Regions from separate parts of the Homo sapiens genome. Here region 1 is linked to region 2. A link is a loop called in an ENCODE intact Hi-C map of the cell type or tissue named here. Cell type or tissue: HCT116. All regions are shown on one strand. Each heading gives the region's core, and the rest is flanking DNA. Links, peaks and the distances in the headings are about the cores only.

What was found. Peaks named below come from ENCODE experiments on the same cell type or tissue, not always from the same donor. Only the 100,000 strongest peaks of a DNase experiment are listed, where the experiment ranks them.
Region 1: a loop joins it to region 2, with 5 times the contacts of the local background. A loop is called at or near these places in 7 of 110 quality-filtered maps.

Annotation. Positions count from the first base shown.
Region 1 is chr3:42,825,263-42,841,202 of GRCh38, reverse strand. The region is part of intron 2 of ACKR2 (atypical chemokine receptor 2); the gene reads right to left. It overlaps LOC124909373 (a long non-coding RNA gene), which reads left to right. Exons shown (of 2, transcript XR_007095895.1): 2 at 5,244-7,472. Among named protein-coding and RNA genes, the nearest start is that of ACKR2, 24 kb to the right of the region's middle. RefSeq lists a silencer at 4,292-4,586 and an enhancer at 4,292-4,586. In HCT116, for the core only: CTCF peaks have their summits at 9,765 (motif pointing left) and 10,629; DNase peaks (open chromatin) are centred at 9,742, 10,612 and 11,764.
Region 2 is chr3:42,240,313-42,256,252 of GRCh38, reverse strand. LOC105377048 (a long non-coding RNA gene) reads right to left here and starts at 8,349. Exons shown (of 4, transcript XR_940772.3): 1 at 8,101-8,349; 2 at 7,007-7,157; 3 at 6,261-6,445; 4 at 2,759-2,796. RefSeq lists an enhancer at 1-515. In HCT116, for the core only: a CTCF peak has its summit at 8,583 (motif pointing left); a DNase peak (open chromatin) is centred at 8,572; H3K27me3 peaks cover 764 bases.

The DNA of each region.
Region 1 (15,940 bases), core at 5,280-13,279, 580 kb before region 2:
ACACATAAATAGCACACGCTATACTATAATTTTTTTAAAACTTGGTAACTATTTCAATGGGATTGACATTCTTAGAAACTTCAGTAGAATTGATAATCATATGTGTTTTATTTTATGCATTTTAAAACATGATTCTGAGAGGGGCCCCATAGGCTTCACCAGACTGCTGGGGGTAGGGGTGGGGGCCATGGCACAAAAAAGGTTAAGACACTTGGCCAGGCTCCTTGACTCACACCTGTAATCCCAGCACTTTGGGAGGCCGAGGTGGGCGGATTGCCTGAGGTCAGGAGTTCGAGACCAGTCTGGCCAACATGATGAAACCCTGTCTCTACTAAAAATACAAAAAAATTAGCCAGACGTGGTGGCATGCGCCTGTAATCCCAGCTACTCAGGAGGCTGAGGCAGGGGAATTGCTTGAACCAGAGAGGTGGAGGTTGCAATGAGCCGAGATTGCGCCATTGCACTCCAGCCTGGGCGACAGAGCGAGACTCCGTCTCAACAAAAAACAAAACAAAACAAAAAAAAGGTTAAGACACTCAACATAGAGTATCATAATTTAGAAATGGGTTTTGGACCCAGACGGACTGGAATTCAAACGTTAGTTTTGCCACTTACAAGTCAAGTTACCCAGGCCTCAGTTCCCTCATCTGAAAAATGGGCATTACTACCTACCTTATGAGATTAGCATTTAGCACCTGAGTAAAGGTGATTTCCTAACCCAGCTGGACTTCCTAGTGAGGCAAACAATGCGTGGGGATAGTGGAGCCCTCAGCTGGGATAGGGTCCACCTTTCTCTCTGCTTCCTATCCCTCCCACCAGAGAAGTCATTTGTCTCCCTCAGCCTGGCGAACCCAGCTCTCTGTAGCAGGACAGAAAGTCTGGCCTCAGACTCTTCTTGGATACTCTATTTCATTTCCTTTTTTTTTTTTTTTTTTTTTTTTTTGAGACGGAGTCTCGCTCTGTCGCCCAAGCTGGTGTGCATTGGCGCGATCTCAGCTCACTGCAAGCTCCGCCTCCCGGGTTCACGCCATTCTCCTGCCTCAGTCTCCCGAGTAGCTGGGACTACAGGCGCCAGCTACCACGCCCGGCTAATTTTTTTTGTATTTTTAGTAGAGACGAGGTTTCACCATGTTGGCCAGGATGGTCTCAATCTCTTGACCTCGTGATCCACCCGCCTCGGCTTCCCAAAGTGCTGGGATTACAGGCGTGAGCCACTGCGCCCGGCCTGCTCTATTTCATTTCTGAGCCCAGGATCTGCACCCACACCCAAAATTAGCTGCGACTATCAGAGACTCCCAAGACAGACCAGACATCTTGCTATTATATTTTAAGCCTTTACATGCACTTCTACATTTGTCCACTGGATGGGACTGGTTCACATTCTAAACACCGCAGCCCAACAGGGCAGAGTCAGAACTTCACTCAGAGAGCTGGAGCATCCGATCATCCTCTCCTGCCTCTCCCATCTCACTCAGATTTATTTTTATCTTTTCAAATACAGCCTGATGTACCAAAAAGTTCTCACTTTGTGCGCCTTTCCAGTAACCTACCACCCTAAGTATGGTAGCAACTCTCCTGACTTCTAACATTACAAGTTAGCTTCTAAAAATGCTAACCGGTCGTATAGAACATATTCTTTTGTGTTGGTTTCATTTGTTCAACATTATGTTTGCGAGATGACGTGCAGTTGCAGTTCATTCATTCTCATTGCTTCAAAGGCTCCATTGGGCAAATATGCAAAAAATGTATTTGTATCCTCATCTATTGCCTTGGCATTTGAGTAGTTTCCAATTTGGGGTTTGCTTTGCTGCTGCACTGTTGATGGGAGTTATCAGCCCTTCAAACCACCCAAGATTGATTCGGAGCTCCAGACTGATGATGCCACACACTCATCAGGAGGATTTGAAAAGAGTTACTACTCACGTAATGAGGCTTTCTGGGGACAGCAGGGCCCACACTCAAGCAAAAGAAGGGGCACGTGGCTCTGGTTTTTATAGTGGCTGGGCAGAGGGCAGGTGCGTCCAGGATGAAGGATCCCTCTCCCACAGGCTGGAGTTTGTGTGGTTTGAACTGCCCGTCTGCACCAAGGAAGGGAGCACCATGAGCTACCTGTAGGCATGTCCAGGTGTGGAGAAAATGAGAAAGGGGAGTGATGGGGCTTGAAAGCTGTCATAGTAAAACATCAAAAATTGAGTCAGACTCTTTATTCCAGAGTTATTACAAATGTGCTGCTATGAGCATTCTTATTCAAGTCTTTTCTGTTGGGTATGTTTCGAGGACGTTTGACTTTGGCAAATACTACCAAACAGTTTTTCAAAGTGTCTGCAGCAAATTACATTCCCTCTAGCAACATTTACAGATGCACCACAGTTTAATCCATTCTGTAGCTGAGGGACATTTGGTTTGTCTCCAGTTTTTTTGTAATCAACAAATAAATCTGCCACAAACATTCACGTGCAGATCTTTGTGTGAACATAGGTTTTCATTTCACTTGGGTAAATACTTAGGAATAGAGTGACTATGTTGAATGGTAAGCGTATACTTAACTGTGTAAGAAACCAGTCAAACTGTTTTTCCAAAAGTGACCATACCATTTTTGCATTTCCACCCACAAAATATGAGAGTTACAATTGTTTCACATTCTCCTAAGTTCTTGGTATGGTCAGTCTTTTTACTTTTAGCCATTATAATGAATGTGAAGTAGTATCTCATTGTGGTTTCAGTTTGCATTTCCTTATGAACTAATGACATTGAACGTATTTTCATATGCTTCCTTGACATCCCTATATCTTCTTCAATGAAAGTGTTTTTTCACATATTTTGCCCATTTTTTACAAAATTGGGCTGTGTGTTTTCTTACTATTGAGTTCAGAGGATTATTTCCATATCCTTTATAAAAAGTCTTTTATCAGATATATGATTTGCAAATATTTTCTCCTAGTCTGTGTCTTGTGTTTTATTCTCTTAGTGTCTTTTGAAGAGCACACATTCTTAATTTTGGTGAAGTCCAAGTAATTGACTTTTTCTTTTATGGATTATGCTTTTGGTGTCTTAACTAAGAAATCTTTGCTTACCCTAATGTCATAAAGATTTTTTTTCTCTTATGTTTTCTCCTAGAAATTTTATAATTTTAGGTTTTACTTTTAGGCCTATGATTGATGAGTCTGTATTAGCAAACCTTGGAAGGCTATTTGAAAGAGGTTTCTGATAATATAAATTTATGTATCTTCAGTGTCCAGTAAACACTGAAAATACATAAAGAGGGTCATATTTCTGTACATAAAGTCAAATGTTAAGGATTTCTGCTAATTCAGAATTTAACTTTCAAAATAAATGGCATGGAAGTCCAGGGAGATGGGGGCTGATTTCCTCTTTGTATACTCCCTTTTATAGATGTATTGCCTACAGCGTATATTTAATAGTGTGACAGTTAATTTTAGATGTCAACTTGACTGAGTTAAGGAATACCTAGAAACCTCATAAAGCATTATTGTGGGGTGTGTTTGTGAAGGTGTTTCCGGAGGTGATCAGCATGAGAGTATGAGTGGACTAATGTGGGCGGGCACCATCCAATCTGCCAGGGACCTGGAGATAACAAAAACAGAGAAAAGGTGATCTGCATCCATCTATCTGCTGGAGCTGGAATACACTCTTAGTCTCCTGTCAGAACTGCAGGCTCCCAGCTGGTCGCAGTGGCTCATGCCTCTAATCCCAACACTTTGGGAGGCTGAGAAGAGAGGACTTCTTAAGCCCAGGAGTTTGAGAACAGCCTGGGCAACACAGTGAGACCCCATCTCTAAATATATATATATTCAAAAATTAGTCAGGCATGGTGGCATGCACCTGTAGTCCCAGCTACTCCGGAGGTTGAGGTGGGAGGATCACTTGAGCCTGTGAGGGTGAAGCTGCAGTGAGCTGAGATTGCACCACTACACTCCAGCCTAGGCGACAGAGTGAAACCCAATCTTCCAAAAAAAAAAACTTCAGGCTCCCCAGCCCCTGGACTCCAGGACTTAATACCAGTGGCCCCCCTGCTTCTCAGGCCTTTGGCCTTAGACTGACAGTTACACCATCCGTTTCCCTGGTTCTCAGGCCTTCGGGGCTTGGATAGAGCCATGTTTCCAGCATCCTAGGGTCTTGCACATTATGTCCCAAGGGTGAAATAAACACAATCAGATAACTTTAAGGAAGATGCCAAATCCTGTGTTACACCAACCATTGAGTTGTCAGACAACCACTGCAAAAGACATTTGAAAGAGAAACACGGTGATCAGAGGTGGGGAAGAAGGACCTTCCTGGTAGGCACCAGTAAACTATGACAGTAAGCAAGATGATGACTTAAGAGTCCAGCAGTCAGTATTAGCCCAGCCCATTTCATACACTAGTCCTGAGGTTATTTATCTGGCATCTCCACACAGTCCTAGGAAACTTATCTGTAGTCTTCACTCAGTCCATCTTGAATGCCACACAGTAACTCCCTTTCCTTTCTTGGCTAAAACTGTCGCAGGGCTTTGGCAGACTCTGAATTGTATTCAAGTTCACCTTGTGCACTGCTGGTTGTGCACCTTGTGGCTTGTCACCCTCCTATCCTCAAGAATGGTCTAGAGCCCCACAGAGTCATGACAATGGTCAACAGAACGCCACAGGGCCCTTTCCATCTGAGTTGTTTCTCTGGATTTCTTTTAATAGACCCTGGTATACTGCTGGAATAGAGGTGCCGTATGGAGTCTAGGGTGGTCTGGGCTGCAAAGGAACACAGAACCTAAGTGAGGACTTGATAATAAGAAAGCAACAGACAAGTAAGAAACCTCTTGGGGTTGGAATGCCAGCTAGATAACCATGTTGATATGGCCTGAGTCCCAGGATCTGGTGGATTGTGGAATTGCAGCTCTAGGGTTCATCTTGATCCTTGGAAGAGATTCAGGGCACTTAAAGCCTTATTACAAAGTTTTATTTAGTTTTGCTGGTGCTACAGTTTTGCTTTTATCTCATCACAACTTTGGAGGTGGGAGAGAGGTGTGGTTTGTAATTTATATATATGTTTGGAAAATTGTTCCATAATACGTGAATTACTCTCAGTTTAGATATGAGATTTTTCTGGGGAGGAATGCATTCCTGGAGCAGTTCTTCTGACTGTAGTAATACCTGCCTTTCTCAGGGGTTGCCTCAGACTACCCAGAGAATAAGCATAACACAACTCAGACCTGGCAGACAGCTTCTAATGCACCAATCATCTCTTCTAGGGTGCTTCTATGATGCTCCTTCACCCAACTGTACCCCATAGTAAGATGCCCAGGCTCGGGTGGGCAGAAGGAGGAAGGAGGGACCTGGGAACCACGAGTCACCCATTTCAGTGGAGGTTGAATACGCAGAATCAGGAAGCACAGAAATCCACACCCATATCATAATGAAATTGCAGCACACCAAAGGCAAAGAGAAGATCTTTAATGCAGCCAAGGAAAAAGCACAGATTACAGAGAGCAGACGCTGAGACTGAGAGTAGACTTCGTAGTGGCCACAGTGGGAGCCGGAAGCCATGGGATACAGTGAGTGTGACTTGGGACTCTTCACCATCAAATTAGAATCAGGAGTTGAAATTGATGGTTGTTCAAGAATCTGCTCACGGTAAAGGGCATTTCCAGATGGGAAACAGAATTTATCACAACACGAAACTCAGGAGAGTGAGACTCAAGGAACTCACTGAAGAACGTACTTCCAGCAGAAGGAGAGTGGTCCTGGAGAAAGGGTGTGATTCTGAGATAGGCAGATGAACAGAGCAGTCAGTGAAGACGTGAGCAACGGAAAGCAACGTGGACTCTAAAGCTCTGTTAACTGGGTGACCCTGGTTATCTGGGTTGCGGGGAGAAAAATTAGAGCCCTCACCAACACCACACAGCAAATAAGCTCTGAATGTTTTAAAGCCTAGAAGATGCTATGGGAGAGCATCTTCATGGGCTCTGGAGATGAAAGGCCTTCTTTAACAAGGTCCTAAATGCCCAGTGAAGGAAAACATTAAGAAATTCAGGCCGATCGTGCTGGCTCATGCTTGTAATCCCAGCACTTTGGGAGACCGAGTTGGGTGGATCGCTTGAGCCTAGGAGTTCAAGACCAACAAGGCAAAACCCCATCTCTACCAAAAAAGTGCAAAAATTAGCCAAGGGTGGTGGTGCGTGCCTGCAGTTCCAGCTACTCGGGAAGCTGAGGCAGGAGGATCACTTCAACCTGGGAGGCAGAGGCTGCAGTGAGCCGAGATCGGGCCACTGGCACTCCAGCCTGGGTAGCAGAGTGAGAAACTGTCTCAAAAAATAATAATAAAAAAAAAATTTGCCCGGGCACAGTGGCTCATGCCTGTAATCCCAGCACTTTGGGAGGCCAAGGCAGGTGGATCACGAGGTCAAGAGATCGAGACCATCCTGGCCAACATGGTGAAACCCCATCTCTACTAAAAATACAAAAAATTAGCTGGGCATGGTGGTGCGCACCTGTAGTCCCAGCTACTCAGGAGGCTGAGGCAGAAGAATCACTTGAACCCGAGAGGTGGAGGTTGCAGTGAGCCGAGATCACACCATTGTACTGCAGCCTGGCGACAGAGTGAGACTCCATCTCAAAATAAGTAAATAAATAAATTAATTAATTAATTAAAAAATTAAAATAAAAAAAATTACCCAGACATAGTGGCTCGAGTCTATAGTCCTACATATTTGTGGGGCTGAGGTGGGTGGATCACTTGAGCCCAGGATGTCAAGGATGCAGTGAGGCATGATCGTGTGACTGTACTGTAGTCTAAGCAACAGAGTGAGACCCTGTCTTCCCTACCGAAAAAAAAGAAAACACACAACATTTATCCATTAGGTTCTCGTCTTATATGGACACCCAAAACAATTGCATAGTAACATCAAAGATCATTGATCACAGATCACCATAGCGGTATAATAATGATAATGTGGCTGGGCACAGTGGCTCACGCCTGTAATCCCGGTACTTTGGGAGGCCGAGGCAGGTGGATCACCTGAGGTCAGGAGTTCGAGACCAGCCTGACCAACATGGCAAAACCCCATCTCTACTAAAAATACAAAATTAGCCGGGCGTGGAGGCGCATGCCTGTAATCCCAGCTACTCGGGAGGCTGAGCTGAATTGCTTGAACCTAGAAGGTGGAGGTTATGGTGAGCCAAGATCGCACCACTGCACTCCAGCCTGGGCAACAAGAGCGAAACTCTGTCTCAAAAAAAATAAAAATAAAAATAATGAAAATGTTTGAAATATTGCATGAATTACCAAAATGTGACACAGAGACACAAAGTGAACACATCCTGTTGAAAAAATGGCTCTTGTAAGACTTGCTCAACACAGGGTTGAAAATCTGGGTTTCTAAAAAAACACACATAATCACTAATATGTTTATCTGTATCCAATAAAAGAAAATGGCCTTAAAATACAATATTAATATGATCAATAAAGCCACAGAAGTCTGGTTTTGTAATGCAGTTTTTTTTTTAAATGATCTCTCAAATCGTCATTCCCACTAAGTAGTATGTGTGGTCAAATCCTATTCTAGAACTGGGCAGTACAGTAGTCACTAGCCATATTTGGCCATGAAGCACCTGAAATGTGACTAGTCTGAACTGAGAAGTACAAGCATAAAGCACATGTCAGATTTCAAAGACAGTACAAATAACGGAATGTAAAATATCTCATTAATAATTAATAATTGTATAGTGTACACTGCTTGGGTGATGGGTGCACCAAAATCTCAGAAATCACCACTAAAGAACTTATGCATGTAATCAAACACTATCTGTTCCCCCAAAACCTATTGAAATAAAAAATACTTTAAAAAATAAAAAATAAAAATAAACAAAATATCTCATTGTTATGTTGATTACATCTTGAGATAATTTGTTTATATTTTGGGTTAAATAAATACATCATTCAAATTAATTTCACTTGTTTCTCTTTAGGGCTTTAATGTTGACTATTAGAAAATTTAAGGCTGGGCAACTTAGTGAGCCCTCATCTCTACAAAAAAATTTATAAATTAACCCAAGCACAGTAGCTCATGCCTGTAATCCCAGCACTTTGGGAGGCCAAGGCGGGCAGATCGCTTGAGCCCAGGAGTTCAAGACTAGCCTAGGCAATGTGGAGAAACCTCATCTCTACAAAAAACACAAAAATTAGCTGGGTGTGGTGGCACATGCCTGTAGTCCCAGCTACTCGGGAGGCTGAGGTGGGAGGATCACTTAAGCCCAGGAGGCAGAGGTTGTAGTGAGCTGAGATTGTGCCACTGTACTCCAGCCTGGGCAACAGAGTCAGACCCTATCTCAAAAAAATAAAAATAGAAAAATTAGCCAGGTGTGGTGGCATGTGCCTGTAGTCCCAGCTACTCAGGAGGCTAAGGTGGGAGAATCGCTTGAGCCTAGGAAGTTGAGGCTGCAGTGAGCCATGATCATGCCACTACACTCCAGCCTGGTCGACAGTGAGACTCTGTCTCAAAAAAAAAATTAAAATGACACATACGGATCATATGGTGGCTCACCTGTTTTTATTGGACAGCACTGGTCTAGAGTATTTCATTGCTGTGCGTTCCGTATGCGGTGATGGAGTGCCCTAATCTGATAGATGAACTGGTGCAGGTTTTTGCATTTTCTTAATTTGATAGCACTACATTTTCTTTTTCTTTTTCTTTCTTTTTTTTTTATTCTTTTTTTGAGACAGAGTATTGCTCTGTTGCCCAGTCACCCAGGCTGGAGTGCAGTGGCGCAATCTCAGCTCACTGCAACCTCTGCCTCCCCAGTTCAAGTGATTCTTATGCCTCAGCCTCCTGAGTAGCTGGGATTACAGGTGCCCACCACTATACCCAGCCAATTTTTGTATTTTTATTAGAGACAGGTCCTCACTGTGTTGGCCTAGCTGGTCTCAAATTCCTGGACTCAAGTGATCTGCCCACCTCAGCCTCCCAAAGTGCTGGGATTACAGGCATGAGCCACCACGCCTAGCCTGATGGCAATGAATTTCTAACAATTAAGGGTCATGACATCTTAAGAGATGGAGGCTTTCTGGTATTAGGCTGTTCTTGGTGCAGTTGCCACTAGAGGAAAGGGGAGGGTCATCTCTATCTTTCCAAAAATCTCAGTCTCCAAAGTTTTGTGTTTCATTTCACTACCATTAAACCATACAATGATTTAATACCAATTCTAAGTACAAAATTCATAGACATAATTTCTGGCTGAATAAATTGGTTCTGCCTCTTTAAATTTCTAGTGATATTAAGGCCCATGTATTTCCCTATGTTCACTTGATTTTGAAACTATCAAACCTTTCACCTACTAGTAATTGCATTTTTGGCATCATGGTCCATGAAAGGAGAGTCAGGAGACAGTAACCACAGTAAGTTGAACAGGGAAAGTTTAATATAAAGATGTATTGACTATTTGAAGAGAAGTAACTACTACAAGAGAATTGAAGAGAACTCTAAAGAACATCCTAGGCAGAGGGAGACTACTTACAAAAGTACTAATTTGGAAGAGAAGGGAGCCCTGCCCCAAAGCTAGGATGCAGACCTCCTTTGAGAGGGTGCGATTGCAGCTACTGGATGGCACAGATGTTCAACTGGGTTGCCCTAGATGGAGCTCATCCACACTCAGCAGCTGGGGCTAGCAGGCAGGAAACTATGGGTCAAAACTGGCAAGCAGCATCCTGGGCAACTGAAGCTGGAGGGCAAGAAACCACTGCCATTGGCCAATGAAATTAGCCCTCCAGCGCCCCCTGCTGATAAAGTTTAGCATCATGCCAGCTGGCAAAGAAGAAATGTTTTAACGTCACAAAGCAATGAAGGTTGGATTTGAAACAGGCAGGCATTAAGTGACAAAAGGTACACCTCCTTTAAAGGTGGGGGGTCTGCTGTTTTGCTCTTGGGATATTTTTAACAGGTCCATAAGAGACTTTTCACTGAAAAGAATTTTCCCAACATCACTAAGGAGGTTTTGCAACTTCTCCTAGGTGAGCGTGGCAGTCTCGGATTTCACCTTTTATTTTTTGTTTTTCAACCCATCTCGCACACTGATAGCCTTTTACTCTTTAAGCCTCGTCTTCTCACAAATCTCTGGCTCCATCTGGCCACGATGAGAGTTTCTGTTTTTCTTTTTCTTTTCTTCTCTTTTTTTTTATTTTTTTTGCCTGAAGTTTAATTTCAGAAAATTATAGTCCCAGGATCACTCTCAGAAAACCACAGGTTTTTAGTCATTTCTGGTACACCAATCCCAAATTATACAGAAAAAAGACCAAAATGTTTAAAATTAACTGACTTGGGGGAGGTTGGAGTTCCCTTCCTCATGCAGACCGGAGCATCCATAGAATGTCTATCTAGCCTAAGGGGATATAGAATGCACCTGATTTTGAGGGGTCTGGGAAGAGAGGGATAAAGAGAGGCCACACAGTCCAACCAACACCCCAGCAGATTCAGTTTCTGATGCTTGCCTGAAGCAACAAAGACTTTCTGAAAATAAAAAAAAAAAGAAAAGAAAAAAGGCAGAACTTACACCTCATCACCAGGAGACAAAGGCAGGGAGGGGGACTTGAAAGAAACACATTACAGGATTTCACCAGCGGGGAGCTTCTTGTGTCCTGCACTACACCTCTTCTCCTCTCAGAGTCACTATTGCTCCATATCTTGTTTTCAATATGCCAAATTTGGGGGAGGGGACAGACAAAATTTTAAAACAAGATTTTGCCACTTTTAGGGGTTGCATTACAGAATGAAGGAAGAGGAAAGAAGAGTTTATCAATCAAAGGCTGGGCGTGGTGGCTCATGCCTGTAATCCCAGCCCTTTGGGAGGCTGAGGCAGGGAGATAACTTGAGGCCAGGAGTTCAAGACCAACCTGACCAAGAGGGTGAAACCCCCATCTCTATTTTAAAAAAAAATTAAATAAATAAGAAGTGCTTATCAATCAGAGGCTAACGACCAGCATCCTCCAATTCCTTAGACATACTTCCTTTGATACAGGAATACTATCTAAGACCCCCTCTATGATTGCCACATGGTCATTGGAGGAGGAGAGGCCTTGGGACAGTTAGGCAGGAAAGAGGAAGCCTCATAACATTCAGGAAGAGAAATATGAACCCTGTTATAAGGGGTATTTGAAAGAGGGTATTGAAAACAAGTCCCAATATTTGTTTAGTAAATATTAGACATCTATGAAAGAATCACAATGTTTGTTAGTTCAGAGTTTAGGTTTTGGAATATGAGACCTGAAACTGGATTATGGGGGCTGATTTTCTTTTGAGAATAGGGTCATGTAGGATGACCTGCTGCCCCTAAACTCTTCTTGCCTCTACGCATGTACCCCGGTGCCCTTTGCAGTCAAGGTACAGCCCCTTCAAGTTTTCCCATGTTCTGTTTTGTGTCTCATTTGCCTCTCAGTTGGCATGAAGACTAAAAGAGTTACGTCACATGGCAGAGGACAGAGTGCAGATGCAAGGGGTTGATGGTCAAGAGGTCCCTCTCCTAGTCCCAACTGTGCTATAGGAAGAAGGGCAAGCCCCAATCCTCTTTAGGCCACAGGGTCCCTATCTATAAAATTAGAGAGGGTACAACTCCACGGCCCTATCGGAAAAGTGATAGGATGAGTGACCCGAGGGAGCTAGAATATGGGGGAAAGGTGACAAGAATGAGCAGCAGAGCCAAGAGCTCATGGCCTGATCTCCTGGTAGGAACATTAGGGAAAGTGACTCACCCTGGGCCAACCAGAATTGCCCCTCATTCCTGGCCTACCACTCCCATTTTCTCCCTTCACTTCTTTGGGAAGAGAATTTCTGATGAGTCAGAGATGGTTTACCTTTGTCACTAGCTCAATAGGGGCTATTGCCTGGAACAGAGTAATGTGGATAATTCATTTGCATCTAGTGAGCTAATATTGTTTGGAAGCTGACACACCTATGTGGACTTATGAACAGCAATTTTCCTGTGCCATGCCTCTACCAAAGTCCACGTTTGCCACCTTCTGGTATTTTTGCATTGATGAAATGTGTATCTTACACATTCCAACCTCTGTGGCCTTTTACTCACCCTCATTTTCTTCTCCCCTTCTCTCCATCCAAAGATCGCCCATTCTTTCACCCTGTTCAAGTCCACTCTATACCAGGACACCTGCTCTGTTCCTTTTCTAACTCTTTAATTCCGTCCAATTTCAGATGGCTTGATGCTCCCCTCTCCCAGGAGTGTTTTGCCCTAAACTGACTGTCAATAAATGTGACCATGATGATCACAATAAAGATATCACTCATTTAGTCCACTAATATATACAACTATGGGCCTGCTCTTATATTATCCTCCTATTTCATTTAATGTGTGCTACCATAATTGCAGGTATTGTACTTCACATTATGATTCTATTTTCAGAGGTTACTAGAGAAAAGAGTTTGCAGTCTGTCTTGATAACCTTCTTCATCACACTGTATTCTTGAAAAGAATCCCCTGATTAGCCCCCCAAATCATCAGTCTTTGTCCTGAATTAGACAGAATAAAGTGTCTAACTGGCATGTGAGATAAATTCGCCGCTCCAAATCTCCATATCTCCAAATCTCATCCTCAGACCTTCCCAGAACATTCACAGACAGGTAGGCACTAGGAGAATAATAAGTCTCAGAAAACATTCCTTTTGGTTCCCCTTAAAACAAGATGTTGCCACTTTTAGGGGCTGCATTGTGGAAGGAAGGAAGGGAGAAGAAAGAAGTGACCTTCTCACAGTCACTTGATCTGACTTTCCTTATCTGAAATCAAAATATAATGCAAGCTGGCCAGGCGCGGTGGCTCACGCCTGTAATCCTAACACTTTGGGAGGCCAAGGCAGGTGGATCACCTGAGGTCAGGAGTTCAAGGCTAGCCTGACCAACATAGTGAAACCCCATCTCTACTAAAAAATACAAAAATCAGCTGGGCGTGGTGGCAGGCATCTGTAATCCCAGCTACTTGGGAGGCTGAGGCAGGAGAATCACTTGAACCCTGGAGGCAGAGATTGCAGTGAGCAGAGATTGCACCACTGCACTCCAGCCTGGGTGACAGAGCAAGACTCTGTCTCAGAAAAGAAAAGAAAAGAAAAGAAAAAAAAAAAAATATATATATATATATATAATGCAAGCATCCTTTGACATATCCTCCTGGGATTAGAATTTATGACTACAGCTCTTTCCTTTCCCTGTTGACTTTACACATGATTTTGCAGGCTTATGGTTTATTTTATGGAGAAGACTGAAGGGTGTGTGGTAGCTAAAGGGCAATTCATTTTTCTTGCTCTGCCCAAAGTTAGCAAACAACCATCAACAAGTCCTAAATGGGAGTGTGGGGGCGTCTCCCTGTGGGTGAGAGTGTCCACGCACAGGCTGGATGATGACTAGAAATCAGAAACCCTGAGGGCTGTTCCAGCCTCACAATTCCACAAGCCTCTTTCCCACGCATGGGGAGAGAGACAAAGTGAACAAGTCCAATCCCCTAGTGCCTTCATCTTGGCACTTGGTCAAATCTTGTCTTAAAGGTTTCCTACATTGGTATCTCGTAGATCTCTTAACTAAAATGTAGGTTCCCCAGAGGCAGAGTACACTGCCTTGCTTCTCCTTATCCATAATCCATTGTAGGTAGTTTATGGCTCTGGATTGACAAAGTGCTCAATAACCAGCAGATTCTTTCAGCCTTTCGATGACATGCTTTAAAGTTACCACTAGAAGTAAGGTTTCAGTGATATGGAGATACAGTTACAACATGGCTCTGCACAAAGAAACCCATAACATCAGAATTTAGAAAGACTGAATTGGAATAAAAGTTATAATACAGTTATAGGTGTTGGCAGAATTATAGAAATTCAAATGAAGAAACTACATTTTACTTAGGGAGATGGATTAAGAAATATTTGACACAAGAAATCCTTTGGACCTGTGACTCAAAGAATGAATAATGTTTAACCAGGTGAAAAGTGAATACCTAAAACTGATATAAGTAAGACACTCCACCCAACAACTGCAAAATACATGTTCTTCTCAGGTGCACATACAGCATTCTCCAGGACAGAGAATATGTTAGGCCATATAACAAGTCTCAATGCATTCAGAAGAACTGAAACCATATATAATATCTTCTCCAACCATAATGGAATTAAACTCAATCAATAACAGAAGGAAAAATTTGGGGAATTCAAAACCATGTGGAAATTAAACAACACACTCCTAAATAACCAATGGGTCAAAGAAGAAATCACAAGGGAGATTAGAAAATACTTTGAGATGAATGAAAACAAAAATAAAATGTACCAAACTTATGGGACATAGTAAAAGCAATGCTTAGAGAGAAATGTGAATACAGATATTTTTAAAAAGAGACCCCAATTCAGTAAACTAACTTTTCGCCTATGATTCTGGAAAAAGAAGGGCAAACTAAACTGAAAGCAAGCAAAAATAAAGACAAAATAAATATTGGAGTACAAATGAATGAGAGAATATGAATACAATAGAGAAAATCAACAAAACCAAAGGTTGTTCTTGGAAAACATCAGCAAAACTGACAAACTTTTAACTAATTGACTAAGAAAAAAGGGAGAAGACTCTAATTGCTAAAATCAGAAATAAAAGAGAGAGAATCACTATAGAAAAAAAGATTATAAGAAAATACTATGAACATCTGTATGCCAATAAATTAGATAATTCATATGAACAAATTTCTAGAAAGACATAAACTACCAAAACTCTCTCAAGAGGAAAAAGAAAATCTGAATAGACCTATAACAAAGAAAGGAATTTCATTAGTAATCAAAAAATGTCCCACAAAGAAAAGCCCAGAACCAGATGACTTCACTGGTAAATTCTACCAAATGTTTAAAGAATTACCACTAATCCTCTCAAACTCTTTCAAAAAACAGAAGGGGAAGAAACATTTCCCAACTCATTCTATGAGTCCAGTATTACTCTGATACAAAAACCCAACAAAGACATCACAAGAAAAGAACACTACACACCAATATCCCTTATGGACCATATATAGATTCTCAGACACACACAACTCCCTAAACAACATACTAACAACCCAAATCCAACTACAGATATAACGGGTTATACACCATGACTAGTTAAGCTATTTGCCAGGCATGCAAGGTTAAACCGTTCAACATCCGAAACTCAAACAATGTAAGACAACATATGAAAAGAATAAAGGACAAAAACCACATGATCACCTTAACAGATGCAGAAAGAACATTTGGTAATCTTCACCACCTTTCCTGATTGAAAAAAAAAAAAAATTCAATAAACTAGGGAACATCCTCAACCTGATTAATGGTATCTACAAAAAAAAAAAACAAAAAAAAAAAAACCCAGAGCTAACATCACACTTAATGGTAAAAGACTGAAATCTTCCCCCTCCCTACCTCAGATCACAAACAAAACAAAGATGCCCACTTTCACCACTTTTATTTGACATTGTACTGGCATTTCTAGTCAGAGCAGTTGTGCAAGAAAAATAAAAAGCATTTGCACTGGAAAGGAAGCACTGAAATTTCCTCTATTGGCAGATTACATGATTTTGTATATAGAAAATCCTAAGAAATACACACACACACACGCACACACACACACACACACACACATCAGAGCTAACAAGTTATCTCAGCAACATTCAGGATACAAGATCAATATACAAAAAGCAACTGTATTTCTATAAACTAAAAAGAAATTAAGAAAACTATTATATCTACGATAACATCAGAAAAAATAAGATACCTAGGAATAAATTTAACAAATGAAGTGCAAGGCCTATACACTAAAAACTGTAAAACATCATGGAAAGAAATTAAAGTAGACCTAAGTAAGTGGAATTACATTTCATGTTCACGGATTGGAAGACTAAAGGTTGTTAAGAGGGATGTACTCCCTTCATTGATCTACAGATTCAACACAATCCC
Region 2 (15,940 bases), core at 4,011-12,010:
CAATCATTTCAAAGCAGAATCTGAAGGATAGACATGTGTAGACAGCCAGGAATGCTAACAGAGAGAAAACTGGTTCATATCCATAGGTCAAGAAACTACACTGTTTGGAATAATCTGTTATCCATAACAGAAGTTACTTGTATCATTAGAGGACAATATTCACTTATGTTTCTTTAGGTTTTGGGGTTTTTTGTTTTTGTTTTTTGAGACAGGGTCTCGGCTCTGTTGCCCAGGCTAGAGTGCAGTGGCACAATCACAGCTCATTGCAGCCTCAACCTCCCAGGCTCAAGCAATCCTCCCACTTCAGCTTCCCAAGTAGCTGACACTATAGGTGTGTGCACCACTCCCAGCTAATTTTTGTACTTTTTAGAGAGATGGGGTTTTGCTATGTTGCTCAGGTTGGTCTCAGACTCCTGAGCTCAAGCAATCCACCTGCCTCTGCCTTCCAAAGTGCTGGGATTACAGGCGTGAGCCACCACACTTATGTTTTGATAGGCAAGAATTGTTTGCATTTCTATCAGTTTTCCAGGGATTATAAGTCACCCAGTCAAAGACACAGACCCCAGCAGCATCAGATAAATGCCCAGTGTTCCACTGAAAGGACACCCAGTCATCCCCTTTGCCCACTTCCAAGCCTTTCACAACTTCTTCTAATGCAGGAAAGGGAAAGGAAAGAACATTCCTGGCCTCCTCTTGGGTGCTGTACAAAGATTCTCACAAGCATCAACCTAGGAGACAGTCCCAATCCTGCAAGGTAATCATGATTCCACTCCTCCAAGAGGAAACAGGAGCTCAGAGAGGTTAAGTGTCTTGGAGGTGCACATGCTGCCCACAAACGGCAGTGCCAGGATATAAGCAGCTGGTTCTGGAACTTCTCTATGAAAGGACTTAGAGCCACCATCTGGCAGAGAAGGGCCTCTGAGCCTTGTCTGGAAGCTGCACCTACACAATGAAGGTGGAATCAGCATGTGTGATCATGTGTGGAGTCTTGGAGGGGGCCTGATGGAGCTCCCTGGGCAGGGGAGGCAGAGAGCCTAAAGACCTGTCCCCCTAATGCTTTCAGTGCCATGCTGGATTTAGGACAGCACCTTTTAACTGCAGGGGCCCTGCTCTTATCTCTATGCCACCTGCTGTTGCAGGGTCCCTGGAACCAGGACATGAAACCCAGGACTTCCTCAGCCGTTTCTCAGGGGTCCACATCAGGCTTCTGCAACTAAGCTGAGCAACTCTTACAGAGAAGCCAGCCACTCCTAAACTCCACTTTAAAGAGGCCAGAACTCACACAACCACAAAGCCATGCCCGCTGCCCTGCCCTCCTCCTCCTCCTCCTCCTCCTCTACCCAGCTGTGTGATCCTAGGCAAGATCACTCCCAACCTTTTCCCCCTCCATCCCTCTTCCCCTCGCTAACCATTCTTTTCCTGCTAGCTGTCCTGGAATCCCTTGGGCTTGCAGGAACTCCACCCAGGCCATATCCCTCTACAGCTATTCCTGCTGTTTGTGTCCTCAGCTCTGCCAATTAAGGTTGCTCAGAAGCTTCCTTTTTGTTGACCCACTGGAATTTAAAAGCTGAAGAGAGCAATGGCTATCACTCTGGCTCAGCCCACACCCTACCCTACCTCCACTCCCATTTTACAAATAATAAACTTGCCCAAGATCACACAATGAATTAGTGACGGAACCTGCAGCTTTCTCTGGAATTAACTCCTTGCCAGGCTGAGACATGAAGAATTGCCTGGTAGTCCCTGCATTCGCTGATACCTCTGGACCTTTGGCTTAGGAGATCTGACCTGCCCTGACCCGCAATTACTAACATCTCCATGTGGCCAGCAGCCAGAGGGTGGACAAGATTCACTCTCCCAAGATTTGCTTCACCAAAACCAGGCTGTAAGACATCTGACCCACAAATGAGGGAATCTTTACTTAATTTGTCAGCAACCTACTGAACCCAAATGGCAATCTTTGCTCTCAGGCTCAGCCAAACCCAGGTATAAGGAAAGAAAAATGGAAGAAAGACAGTATAAGTTCATTCTTACTTTTAACATATAACCACAAAAAAACGCCCCCAGCTTTTTTTGTTGACTCTGCTTTGAAGTGCCAAAGGAAAGAATCCTGATCACTTTGCTAGATTTCCAGAGACTGTGAATATTTTTTTCCAGCATCTTCAAATTATGGCTAGTCCTGAAGATAAATAAAGCATAAGTCAAGCAGAAAGAGAGAAAATCGTTGCCTCACTAATTTCCCCTGTGTTCTAGGTTCCAAAAACATCTCTCACCAGATAGTAAAATGATCTGTTTGTGTCTGTCTCCTGCTCTGATCTATATCTTCCCACAGAACTAGGATCAGGGGGTCCCAGATGAGAATGCACCTGCCCTGGACTCCCCACCATCCCCAAGGCCCACACTGGACAGACCTCCCCCAGACAGCCTCATCATCACCCCCACCTCTCTAACTTCATCTCATCACTGCCCTCTTCACTCACTTCACTCCAGCCTCACTGCATTCTTTGCTATTCCTTCAAAACACAAAACTCACTCCTAAGTCAGAGCCTTCGCACCACTGTTCCCTCTGCCCGGCTCACTCTCCCTCCCAAAAGCACGGCTGGACCTGTCAGCTCATTCAACCCCAAAATTACCTGCTCAAAGAGGCTGTCCTGACCATCCTCTCTGAAAAGGTTCCTCTGAACTGGGCACAATGGCCCATGCCTATAGTCCCAGCTATTCGAGAGACTGAGGTGGGAGGATCACTTGAGCCAAGAAGTTGAAGTCCAGCCTGGGCAACATAGCGAGACATTATTTCTAAAAAAAAAAAAATTCTTTTAAGAAACAAAAATTTCCTCCATTACCCTCTCTCCCCTTCCCTGCTTTACTTTTCTTCGCATGTTTATCATCTCTTGGAATTACATTGTATATGTATTTATTCATTGATTCTGTCTCACCAATGAATACAGAACACCAAAGTTCTGTCAACTCTATTAGGACAGGGATTTTCATCTGCTGTGTTTATTGCTATATTCCTAACACTTAATACAGGGTTGGCACATAGTAGATACTCAGAAAATATTCACTTAATTAATTAGTTCATTAATTAATCAATTAGGGAAAAATCTGTCAGGATCCCCGCTACTCAGGTCACAGACTGGCTTTAGAAGCAGTTTCATCAGACCATTTGTTTTAAAAATCAGAGAAGTAAAGCAGGCTCAGTGACACGGCCAAGTCCCCCCAAGATAGGCATAAATTGGAAAACAGAGCACTCACACAAAAAAATGGCTGGCAGCGTGCACGGCATCTGTGGAGAGTGGTGGTATGCACTAAAGTACACCCACCCAAACGCGCGCACACTCACACACATGCACATCCAGCCCTATTTCTTTTGCTGCAGTTAAAATCCAGAATGGTGGCCGGCGCAATGGCTCACGCCTGTAATCCAGCACTGTGGGAGGCCAAGATGGGCGGATCATCTGAGGTCAGGAGTTTGAAACCAGCCTGACCAACGTGGAGAAACCCCATCTCTACTAAAAATACAAAATTAGCTGGACTTGGTGGTGCATGCCTGTAATCCCAGCTACTCGGGAGGCTGAGGCAGGAGAATCACTTGAACCTGGTAGGTGGAGGTTGCAGCGAGCCGAGATCGCACCATTGCACTCCAGCCTGGGCAACAAGAGTGAAACTCCACCTAAAAAAAAAAAAAAAAAAAAAAAATCCAGAAAGGCTTGACAATCTCAAAGAAGGAAAAAGAGGAGCATTGATGATGTTCATTGCATTTACTCAGAATATTAGAGAAGTGGAAACAACCTAAGTGTTCCACAGTGAGGGGTAGCTGTTAAGGAAATTAATGTACATAGAATTAGTTAAGTGCATCCATTTAATCAAGCAGTTATTTAAGTGATGAGTATGAGGACAATGTAGAAACACTGAAAATAATCGTGACCCATGTAAAGTGAAAAGGTCCTCTCAGCTCATTCAACCTCATATTAAGTTTATTTTCCAATGAATGAGATTATGTGAAAATGATGATAGTCATGCCAGGGTTATAGGATCACAGGTGCTTTTCTTTCTCTTCTCCAAATTACTTGTAATATTTGTAGATTGTCCTTATAACAACCATAGCGCATGTTCTCTAGGCTGTGCCAGTCTACAGTGAAACACAGAATCATAAGAACAGCCATAAAAATAGTTCTTCAACCACTTCGTTTGCCAAGGAAACAATTCAATTCTCCTCAGATGATTTTGCCAGTCGCCGAGGTTTGTGTGTGTGGCCACCCACAGTGTCCATCCTTTCCAGTTCCTTGGTTCTCTCTCACTAAAGCCATGAAGCCCCCTGAAAATGTCACCTCTGCTGGCAGAAAGTAGTTTTCCATCTGCTGTGCACACCTCTAGGTTTTGGACCAGTGTCTACTGTCTTCTGGTGCCTTCCGTCCTCAGTATGGGAGCCTGGGCCACACTACTGCCATTTTGTTCTCACCTGACAGGGTCTCAACAGCATCCTGCAGGGCCTGGATGCCATGGGAACCTCTCTGATAAGCAGTTATTGCCAAAGAGACCAGTTGCCCCAGCCAAGTGACTATGCTGCCACCCCTCAGAGTGGAAGTCCTTTTTCTGCTCACAGGTTTCCAGAAACACCATTGGCCTATGAAGGTCACTTTGTAGTCTGAAATCTCTGCATTTACCTTATAAATAGAAAATGATAGATTCAGTCACATGGGTAGTCCATTCTTCACACCGAGTGGCAACCTTTAGGCTCAACAAGGTAGGGATAATACAGAAGGGCCACAAGTTCAGCTGCTAGGATGGAACCATACCCTCTATCAGGAGAACTGTATCAGTTCCTTTAGAACAGATTTGCTTCTATGAATTCTTTTAGTTTTCCTTCATCTGAGAATGTCTTTATTTTGCCTTCATCCCTAAAGGATATTTTTGCTGGATTTTGAATTCTAGGTTAACAGTTATTTTCTTTCAGCACTTTATAAATACTGTATCACAGGCTTGGATTGGTGGCTCACACCTGTAATCCCAGCACTTTGGGAAGCCAAGGTGGATGGATTGCTTGAGCTCAGGAGTTCGAGACCAGCCTGGGCAACATAGTGAAACCCAGTCTCTACAGAAAATACCAAAATTAGCTGGGCATGGTGGTGCATGTGGCTGTAGTCCCAGCTACTTGGGGTGCTGAGACAAGAGGATCACTTGAGCCTGGGAGGTTGAGGCTATAGTGAGCCGTGTTTGCACCACTGCACTCCAGCCTGGGAAACAGAGTGAGACCCTTTCTTAAAAAATAATAAATAAATAAATAAATAAATAAATAAATAAATAAATAAAATACTGTATCACTACCTAAGGCCTTCATGGTTTCTGATGAGAAACCTGCAGTCATTCATATCATTGTGCCCCACAGATAATGAGTCATTTTTCTCTGGCTACTTTCAAGATTTTTGCTTTGTCTTTAGCTTTCAGTAGTTTGATTATGATGTGTCTGGATGTAGATTTCTTTGTGTTTACCCTGTTGGGGGTTTATTCAAGTCTTGAAGGTGTAAGTTTATATCTTTCACCAAACTTGGGACATTTAAAAACATTATTTAAATGTTTTTCAGCATCACTGTCTTTCATCTCCCTTCCTGGGCTCTTGATGACATAAATGGTAGACCTTTTGTTGTTGTTGCATATGTCAGAGAGGCCTGTTCTTTTTTTTTATTCTATTTTTTGTCTCTATGGTTTACAGTGAATAATTTCTATTTATCTACTTTTAAGTTCACTGACTCTTTCTTCTATCATTTCCATTCTGGTAATGAGTCCACCAGTGAATTTCTTGGTTTGGTTCTGATATTTCTAAGTTCTCAAATTTCCACTTATATCTTCTATTTCCGTACTAAGATTTTGTATGTTAATATTTGTTTCAAGAATATTCACAATTGCTCATTTGAGCACTTTTATAATAGCTGCTTCAAAGCCTTTGTCTTCTAATTCCAACATCTGTGAAATCTCATCATTTGTGTCTGTGGATTGTCTTTTTCAAAGAAAATTGGGGTGGGATGGGGAGCAGCTGGAGAACGACACAGAACCTGCAATGCACAGCAGGGGGATAAAGGCGAAGGTAACCTAAATTGTTATGGTTCTTTGTATGCTCAGTATTTTTTTATTTTATCCTGAACAATTTAGATATTATTTGGTGAGACTCTGGATCTTGTTTAAATATTACGAAAAATGTTAATATTTTGTTTTAGCAGGTGATGGACATGGTTAGGTTCAGTTTGCAAGTTCCAACCCACCTTCTGTGCGCTGTGATGTCAACATCCACTCAGTTTTCAAACTGCTTTTTGTCTCCATTTCAGGTGTGCACCACCCAGAAGCCAGTCTAGGAACCAGGTGATGACCTCTCTATTACTTCAGTTCTCAAAGGTCTTGGTATCCTCATTAAAACCAGATCCAAACATGTATGGCTTGGAAGTGAGCCCTGGAATTCATAAATAACTGTATGGAGTCACTTCCCTGAGCTCCACCCTCTCTGTAATCTCCCTGGTACTCTCAGTTCCCTGAGGCTCCCCTTTTTGATCCTCCACCCCAAATTGGGGTTCTGGTTACTCTGTTCTACACACGTCTATGTTTGTAGCCCATGTTCAGATCCAAGTGGCAGTAGAAGAGAGAGAGACAAAAATATCAATGGAAGCTAGTCTCACCCACCGTGGGATCACAGTTCTTCTGAAAAAAGAACAAGTTTACACTGCCTCAGTTTTGGCTCCTGTCAGTCCCGTTACTGACTGCTGACCCTACAGGTGTGGGTTTGCCCAGGGCCTGTGGCATGAGAAACAGAAAAAGATAATAATTTTTTTGAAAAAGAGAAGAGAGAGAGAATGGTCATGATCTCTCTGGACATTAGGAGTTCCCCTTTTCACTCCTTGGGCCAGAACTAAAGAACTTCTCCTGGAGCTGTCTGTGCCCCAGATCCCACTTCCAGTTTCTAGCTCTGTTAAGTTCAAACCAAGGGATACAAGAGTGGGGAAAGTGATAAACTCACTACTGGTTTGATGTACTTCAAATTCTGTGTTCTTCACCAATATTCCTTCTGCTGTTTTCTTTTCACCGTCCTCAAATAGCTGTTCTAAACTTTCTCTCCTGGAGTTATGACCAACAGAAATGATGGTTGGAGTGCACTTATCCCATCTTACCTAGAATCAGAACACCAGTGTCTTTCAATATAGAAATTTCACAATGAAATCCCATCTTCTTCTGAAAATCTGGCAATGATGAGCCTGCATTTCTGCATGGTGACAATGTGGAGGCCAACACTTGGCTGCCCCTCTAGACAGGCATGCCCTCTCTCACAGGCCAGTCTCACACATTTGTGTTATATTTGCAACCCCAGCTTCGGGAGACATTGAAACCAACCACTTCCAAAAGGTAACCACGTGGGCACCACTCAGCTTCAGCCATGCAGCTGCCTCTTGGTTCATTAGGTCTTTCTACGGCCAGCTCTTTCCTGCCTCCCCAGCCTCTGGCCCAGGTTCATCTCTCCAAGCCCTGGCTGAAGCCTCTTCTGCCCTGATCCACCCTGCCTTGGGGTCCTTGCTTTGATCTTCTGTCAACTCCCTTCCTTTCCCTTTTCCTTAGCTTCTCTCCCTCCTGCCATTCACCCAAGACTTCAGCCCAATCTGAGCAATTGGGTCCGGCTGTGCCCGCCTAGACTCCTTCTCTGTCTGTCCACCTGCCACCTATCTTTGAGAAAGGCACCAGCCACAGCCTTCAGGGCTTCCCTGCCTTTTCTCAGCCTTCCAGGGCCTGGCAATTTCTGCTGAAACTCTAATATCTTGCTGAAATATTAGGTCAAGAGGTACTGAAATGTTAAGACCCAGTAACTCATGGCATAAGGCTCTTCTCTAAGAATGGGTGGTTTATTTTATTATCTTAGTTTTGGGTTCTTTCATATATGTGATTCCCAAGACGTTTCTGGTTTGGAAAATCTCCAGAGGGAATAAGAGTTACTGACAAGTGGAAAGAGTCACATCTAATCAAGCTCTAAGACTAGCATCTTTCTATCTTTTCCTTCCTGTGGCTCACATGCCAGTCTGGGCAAATAGAAACAGACACAATCAGCAGTTGTTCAAGCCTTACCTGCCCCAACTCCCCTGGACTGCTGCTGGAATGACTTCAACATGCATGATCTTTCTCTGAGTCCCACTCCAGAAAGGATTGTACTGCTCTCCTGCATCAACTTTTGTGGACTGTTTCAAGCCCTTCGCTGTCTCACCAGCATGCACTGAAATGCACCTGTATGCCAGGAACTGTGTTGATTTAGCAGGTACAGAGACACAGCCAAGTGGGAGATTCAGAAAAGTTGAGTGGCAGTACAATAAAACAAGAACTAGGACAGGTAATGTGCAGAGGCTGGAAGAAAGCTGAATGGCAGAGCTGACTGAATGAAGGGGAGGCCAACCAGGTGGCTGCCTAGTGTGCCAGTCTCTAAGAGACCTCTAATCACCACTGTAGCAAACCGAAACCTGGGTGTCAGTGAAGTTTTTCACATGCAGTAACTAACCTAACGGGAAAAAAATACGTCGGTTCTACCCTGACAGAAGACGACAGCGCCCTCAAGTGGAAATTTTAGAAAACACTCCTCCGGGTGCCAGCTTCTCTCTGTTGAGGATTTTAGCTGTACAGTATTTTCACCCTTATCCATGGGGGATACGTTCCAAAACCGCAGGTGGATGTCTGAAACTGCGGGTGGTACTGAACCTTATACATCCTGTGTTTTTTAGATCTGATAACCGAAACAGCTACTAAGTAACTAATGAGTGGATAGCATATGCAGCATGGATCTTGCTGGACAAAGGGAGGATTTATTTCCCAGGCAGGACGGAGCAAGCAGGCACAAGATTTCATCACACTACTCAAAACAGTACTCAATTTAAAACTTATGAATTGTTTATTTCTTGGATTCTCCATTTAATGTCTTCAGACCACAGCTGACCATGTGTCACTGAAATCACAGAAAGCAAAATAGCAGATAATGGGAAGCTACTGTATACACATTGAAATTTGCAGGATTCTGGTCTATTTCTCGTTGCTACCCAGTCAGCTGAAATTTTGAAACCAGATAATTTTAGGCATGGGACTATTTTCTAAGAATAGGTAGTTTATTTCATTATTTTACTTTTGAACTTTTAACAGAGCTACCAAAAGTCTTCCAGGTTTGGAACATCACCCCATGAAACTGAAAAGAGAACAAAGAAGACTGACAAGTGAAATGCTTTTTGTAGAATAAGAACTCAAAAAATAAAAAGGAACTCTTAGGGGTATTTTGAAGACAACTTGGTAACTATGGTTACCTCTAATTAGTGAGCACCTTATGCTTTCCAGATTTGAGTGAAGAAAAGCAGAAAGAAAAAAACAATTCCAAATAAGCAAAAATGTTAAGTTCCATCGAGTACATGTAATCATGTATTTTGAACATAAAATCAAGATACAGAAGTTTGTTAATAGCAAATCAACTCCCCACCTTCACCTTCACCTCCTGTGTTTCTCCCTGCATAGCAACGACTCATAAACCAAAATTGGGAGTTATGAAAGTCTCCTCAAAGGAGGGGATGCCAGAGGTCAGGGTGCAGGAAGACAGGCAGCGCACTATAGAGGCAGCCTGACACGGGAGTCCTAACTGTGGCTGAATTAGGGTGAAACTGTCCAAATGAATGCCTCCTGTTCTATACTGGACACTGGGGATAGGATGAACCTTACTTTTGCTTCCTATCAGAAGTACTGAATTGGGACTCCGTAATTACTGGGATTTGAACTTGGGCAGAGAGAGAAGCTCCAAGGGAAACTGTTCTGGGTCTACCTCAGGTTTCCTATGAGAAGCCACAACACAAAAAACACACCCATGTACAGGGAAGAAGAGAAGAAGAGGATTCTACTGCACACACCGTGCCCTCAGACTCTCCCAGACCTGAGACCATTGTCAAAGCCCTATCTTCTAGTCAGAACAAGTCTCCAGCTGAATCCAGGCTGAGACATGCTTCTAACAGGAGGGAGGAAGGCTCTTGTCTCTCTGAGGGATTTCTCCACTTCAGGGGAGAAAGATTTCATCTACAATTAGTAAACTAACAAGACAGGTTTCCAGTGAATATTGGCCACAGTGTGCAGAATAAAATGGTTATCTTATTCTTTCTGGAAAAGAATGGTGGAGTTGGAACCTGGATAAGACAAACTTTGGCATATATGAGAACCCCCAAAGTTTTTCATTTTTTTATTCATTCATTCATTCAAAAGCTATTTACTGAAATGATCATGGTCCAGGCACTGTGCTGAGCACTAAAGATGCTGAAATGAGAGACAAACAGACTGACATCAGGGCTTTCTCATTCTAGTGGGAGGAGACAGATCTGTTCCAAAGGCAAAGCTGTAGGGATCATTTTCACTTGGATGGCTAACAGGCATCTCAATCTCAATATATCCAAATGAACTCTTGACTTTCCCTTCAAATTTCCTCTACCTAATGCCTTCCCCAACTCAGTTGATGGCAGCTCCATCCTTCCCATTGCTCAGGCCCAAATCCTTGGAACAATCTTTGACTCCCCCCTTCCCTTTACACCTTTCATCTAATCCATCAGCATATCTTGTCGGCTTCAAAATGTGTTTAGAATCCACTTACTTTTCACCACTTCCACTGTTGCCACCTTGGTCTGGGCCATTACTCTCCCTCCCCCTGGATTACTGTAAAAGCCTCCTAACTAGTCTTCCCACTTCCACCCTACAGTTTATATAGGTAATCACAACAATGCATTATAGTCCCTGTTTCTGAACAGGTCATGAGGCCATACTTGGTAATCATTATTTCCTTGCTTCACTACGCCTTCCATGTTCCTTGCAAGTTCACATATGCTCGGCCACCTATGGTTCAGATCTTTCTGAAATGAAAATTTGTATTCCTCCCACTGAGTAAAGAATTCTGAGCAGCTGAGGACAAAGGGAACATGAAATAGGTGGTAGAGGAGTGAAGTCACAATTACTAATCAGTAACAAGGACTACCACTCTGGCTTTTGTTCAAACTAGGGAATGCAGAGAATTACTTAAACTGGTGTTGGAAGACTGAAAAAGCAAAAAGGAACATTGAGATAACATAGTACTCGCAGTGGCAGGAATCAGAGTCCTTGCCTCTCTAGGGCTGGAGGAACAAAGCGAAATGGTTGGGATTAATACATTGAGAAGCTTAGAGGAGTGGCACGGAGCAGGTGGAACCCAAAGCTCTGAGGCTAGCGTGTTACCCGGCTGTTGTCACTGAGCAGGGCAGGGGGAAGGTGTGATAAGGTACATTCTAGGAATGAGGGGAAAACTACAGACCAAAACCAAATGCTGTTGTTGGGTGAAGGAGTTGCTGGGAGGACACTGACCGGAACAGCACACAGACAGGAAGAAACATGTCTCCTCTCTCTCCTCCGGCCCCCAGTGATGTCCCTATTGGCAGCTTCTGACGTGGAAGCGTGGTACAGTCCTAGCCCCAGGAGGGCATAAAATGGTGAATTTGGAGATAAGAGATAATAACTTAATAACAGGCACAATTGGTTTTCCCTTACTTTTTTTTTACATCTGGGTATAGACTATTCAAGTTTTCTTTTTTTTAATTATTTTATTATTATTATACTTTAAGTTTTAGGGTACATGTGCCCAATGTGCAGGTTAGTTACATATGTATGCATGTGACATGCTGGTGTGCTGCACCCATTAACTCGTCATTTAGCATTAGGTATATCTTCTGATGCAATCCCTCCCCCCTACCCCCACCCCACAACCGTCCTGAGTGTGATGTTCCCCTTCCTGTGTTCATGTGTTCTCACTGTTCAATTCCCACCTATGAGTGAGAACATGTGGTGTTTGGTTTTTTGTCCTTGCAATAGTTTACTGAGAATGATGGTTTCCAATTTCATCCATGTCCCTACAAAGTACATGAGCTCATCATTTTTTATGGCTGCATAGTATTCCATGCTGTATATGTGCCACATTTTCTTAATCCAGTCTATCATTGTTGGACATTTAGGTTGGTTCCAAGTCTTTGCTATTGTGAATAGTGCCGCAATAAACATACGTGTGCATGTGTCTTTATAGCAGCATGATTTATAGTCCTTTGGGTATATACCCGGTAATGGGATGGCTGGGTCAAATGGTATTTCTAGTTCTAGACCCCTGAGGAATCGCCACACTGACTTCCACAATGGTTGAACTAGTTTACAGTCCCACCAACAGTGTAAAAGTGTTCCTATTTCTCCACATCCTCTCCAGCACCTGTTGTTTCCTGACTTTTTAATGATTGCCCTTCTAACTGGTGTGAGATGGTATCTCATTGTGGTTTTGATTTGCATTTCTCTGATGGCCAGTGATGATGAGCATTTTTGCATGTGTTTTTTGCCTGCATAAATGTCTTCTTTTGAGAAGTGTCTGTTCATGTCCTTCACCCACTTTTTGATGGAGTTGTTTGTTTTTTTCTTGTAAATCTGTTTGACTTAATTGTAGATTCTGGATATTAGCCCTTTGTCAGATGAGTAGGTTGCGAAAATTTTCTCCCATTTTATAGGGTGCCTGTTCAGTCTGATGGTAGTTTCTTTTGCTGTGCAGAAGCTCTTTAGTTTAATTAGATCCCATTTGTCAATTTTGGCTTTTGTTGCCATTGCTTTTGGTGTTTTAGACATGAAGTCCTTGCCCATGCCTATGTCCTGAATGGTAATGCCTAGGTTTTCTTCTAGGGTTTTTATGGTTTTAGGTCTAACGTTTAAGTCTTTAATCCATCTTGAATTGATTTTTGTATAAGGTGTAAGGAAGGGATCCAGTTTCAGCTTTCTACATATGGCTAGCCAGTTTTCCCAGCACCATTTATTAAATAGGGAATCCTTTCCCCATTGCTTGTTTTTGTCAGGTTTGTCAAAGATCAGATAGTTGTAGATATGTGGCATTATTTCTGAGGGCTCTGTTCTGTTCCATTGATCTATATCTCTGTTTTGGTACCAGTACCATGCTGTTTTGGTTACTGTAGCCTTGTAGTATAATTTGAAGTCAGGTAGCGGGATGCCTCCAGCTTTGTTCTTTTGGCTTAGGATTGACTTGGCAATGAGGGCTCTTTTTTGGTTCCATATGAACTTGAAAGTAGTTTTTTCCAATTCTGTGAAGAAAGTCATTGGTAGCTTGATGGGTATGGCATTGAATCTATAAATTACCTTGGGTATTATGGCCATTTTCACGATATTGATTCTTCCTACCCATGAGCATGGAATGTTCTTCCATTTGTTTGTATCCTCTTTAATTTCATTGAGCATTGGTTTGTAGTTCTCCTTGAAGAGGTCCTTCACGTCCCTTGTAAGTTGGATTCCTAGGTATTTTATTCTCTTTGAAGCAATTGTGAATGGGAGTTCACTCATGATTTGGCTCTCTGTTTGTCTGTTATTGGTGTATAAGAATGCTTGTGATTTTTGTATATTGATTTTGTATCCTGAGACTTTGCTGAAGTTGCTTATCAGCTTAAGGAGATTTTGGGCTGAGACAATGGGGTTTCCTAGATATACAATCATGTCATCTGCAAACAGGGACAATTTGACTTCCTCTTTTCCTAATTGAATACACTTTATTTCCTTCTCCTGACTAATTGCCCTGGACAGAACTTCCAACACTATGTTGAATAGGAGTGGTGAGAGAGGGCATCCCTGTCTTGTGCCAGTTTTCAAAGGGAATGCTTCCAGTTTTTGCCATTCAGTATAATATTGGCTGTGGGTTTGTCATAGATAGCTCTTATTATTTTGAGATACGTCCCGTCAATACTGAATTTATTGAGAGTTTTTAGCATGAAGGTTGTTGAATTTTGTCAAAGGCCTTTTCTGCATCTATTGAGATAATCATGTGGTTTTTCTCTTTGGTTCTGTTTATATGCTGGATTACATTTATTGATTTGTGTATATTGAACCAGCCTTGCATCCCAGGGATGAAGCCCACTTGATCATGGTGGATAAGCTTTTTGATGTGCTGCTGGATTTGGTTTGCCAGTATTTTATTGAGGATTTTTGCATCAATGTTCATCAAGGATATTGGTCTAAAATTCTCTTTTTTGGTTGTGTCTCTGCCCGGCTTTGGTATCAGGATGATGCTGGCCTCATAAAATGAGTTAGGGAGGATTCCCTCTTTTTCTATTGATTGGAATAGTTTCAGAAGGAATGGTACCAGTTCCTCCTTGTACCTCTGGTAGAATTCAGCTGTGAATCCATCTGGTCCTGGACTCTTTTTCGTTGGTAAGTTATTGATTATTGCCACAATTTCAGAGCCTGTTATTGGTCTATTCAGATATTCAACTTCTTCCTGGTTTAGTCTTGGGAGGGTGTATGTGTCGAGGAATTTATCCATTTCTTCTAGATTTTCTAGTTTATTTGCGTAGAGGTGTTTGTAGTATTCTCTGATGGTAGTTTGTATTTCTGCAGGATCAGTGGTGATATCCCCTTTATCATTTTTTATTGCATCTATTTGATTCTTCTCTCTTTTTTTCTTTATTAGTCTTGCTAGCGGTCTATCAATTTTGTTGATCCTTTCAAAAAACCAGCTCCTGGATTCATTAATGTTTTGAAGGGTTTTTTGTGTCTCTATTTCCTTCAGTTTTGCTCTGATTTTAGTTATTTCTTGCCTTCTGCTAGCTTTCGAATGTGTTTGCTCTTCCTTTTCTAGTTCTTTTAATTGTGATATTAGGGTGTCAATTTTGGATCTTTCCTGCTTTCTCTTGTGGGCATTTAGTGCTATAAATTTCCCTCTACACACTGCTTTGAATGTGTCCCAGAGATTCTGGTATGTTGTGTCTTTGTTCTCATTGGTTTCAAAGAACATCTTTATTTCTGCCTTCATTTTGTTATGTACCCAGTAGTCATTCAGGAGCAGGTTGTTCAGTTTCCATGTAGTTGAGCAGTTTTGAGTGAGTTTCTTAATCCTGAGTTCTAGTTTGATTGCACTGTGGTCTGAGAGACAGTTTGTTATAATTTCTGTTCTTTTACATTTGCTGAGGAGAGCTTTACTTCCAAGTATGTGGTCAATTTTGGAATAGGTGTGGTGTGGTGCTGAAAAAAATGTATATTCTGTTGATTTGGGGTGGAGAGTTCTGTAGATGTCTATTAGGTCCGCTTGGTGCAGAGCTGAGTTCAATTCCTGGGTATCCTTGTTAACTTTCTGTCTTGTTGATCTGTCTAATGTTGACAGTGGGGTGTTAAAGTCTCCCATTATTATTGTGCAGGAGTCTAAGTCTCTTTGTAAGTCACTCAGGACTTGCTTTATGAATCTGGGTGCTCCTGTGTTGGGTGCATATATATTTAGGATAGTTTGCTCTTCTTGTTGAATTGATCCCTTTACCATTATGTAATGGCCTTCTTTGTCTCTTTTGATCTTTGTTGGTTTAAAGTCTGTTTTATCAGAGACTAGGATTGCAACCCCTGCCTTTTTTTGTTTTCCATTTGCTTGGTAGCTCTTCCTCCATCCTTTTATTTTAAGCCTATGTGTGTCTCTGCATGTGAGATGGGTTTCCTGAATACAGCACACTGATGGGTCTTGACTCTTTATCCAATTTGCCAGTCTGTGTCTTTTAATTGGAGCATTTAGTCCATTTACATTTAAAGTTAATATTGTTATGTGTGAATTTGATCCTGTCATTATGATGTTAGCTGGTTATTTTGCTCGTTAGTTGATGCAGTTTCTTCCTAGTCTCGATGGTCTTTACAATTTAGCATGATTTTGCAGTGGCTGGTACCGGTTGTTCCTTTCCGTGTTTAGTGCTTCCTTCAGGAGCTCTTTTAGGGCAGGCCTGGTGGTGACAGAATCTCTCAGCATTTGCTTGTCTGTAAAGTATTTTATTTCTCCTTCACTTATGAAGCTTAGTTTGGCTGGATATGAAATTCTGGTTTGAAAATTCTTTTCTTTAAGAATGTTGAATATTGGCCCCCACTC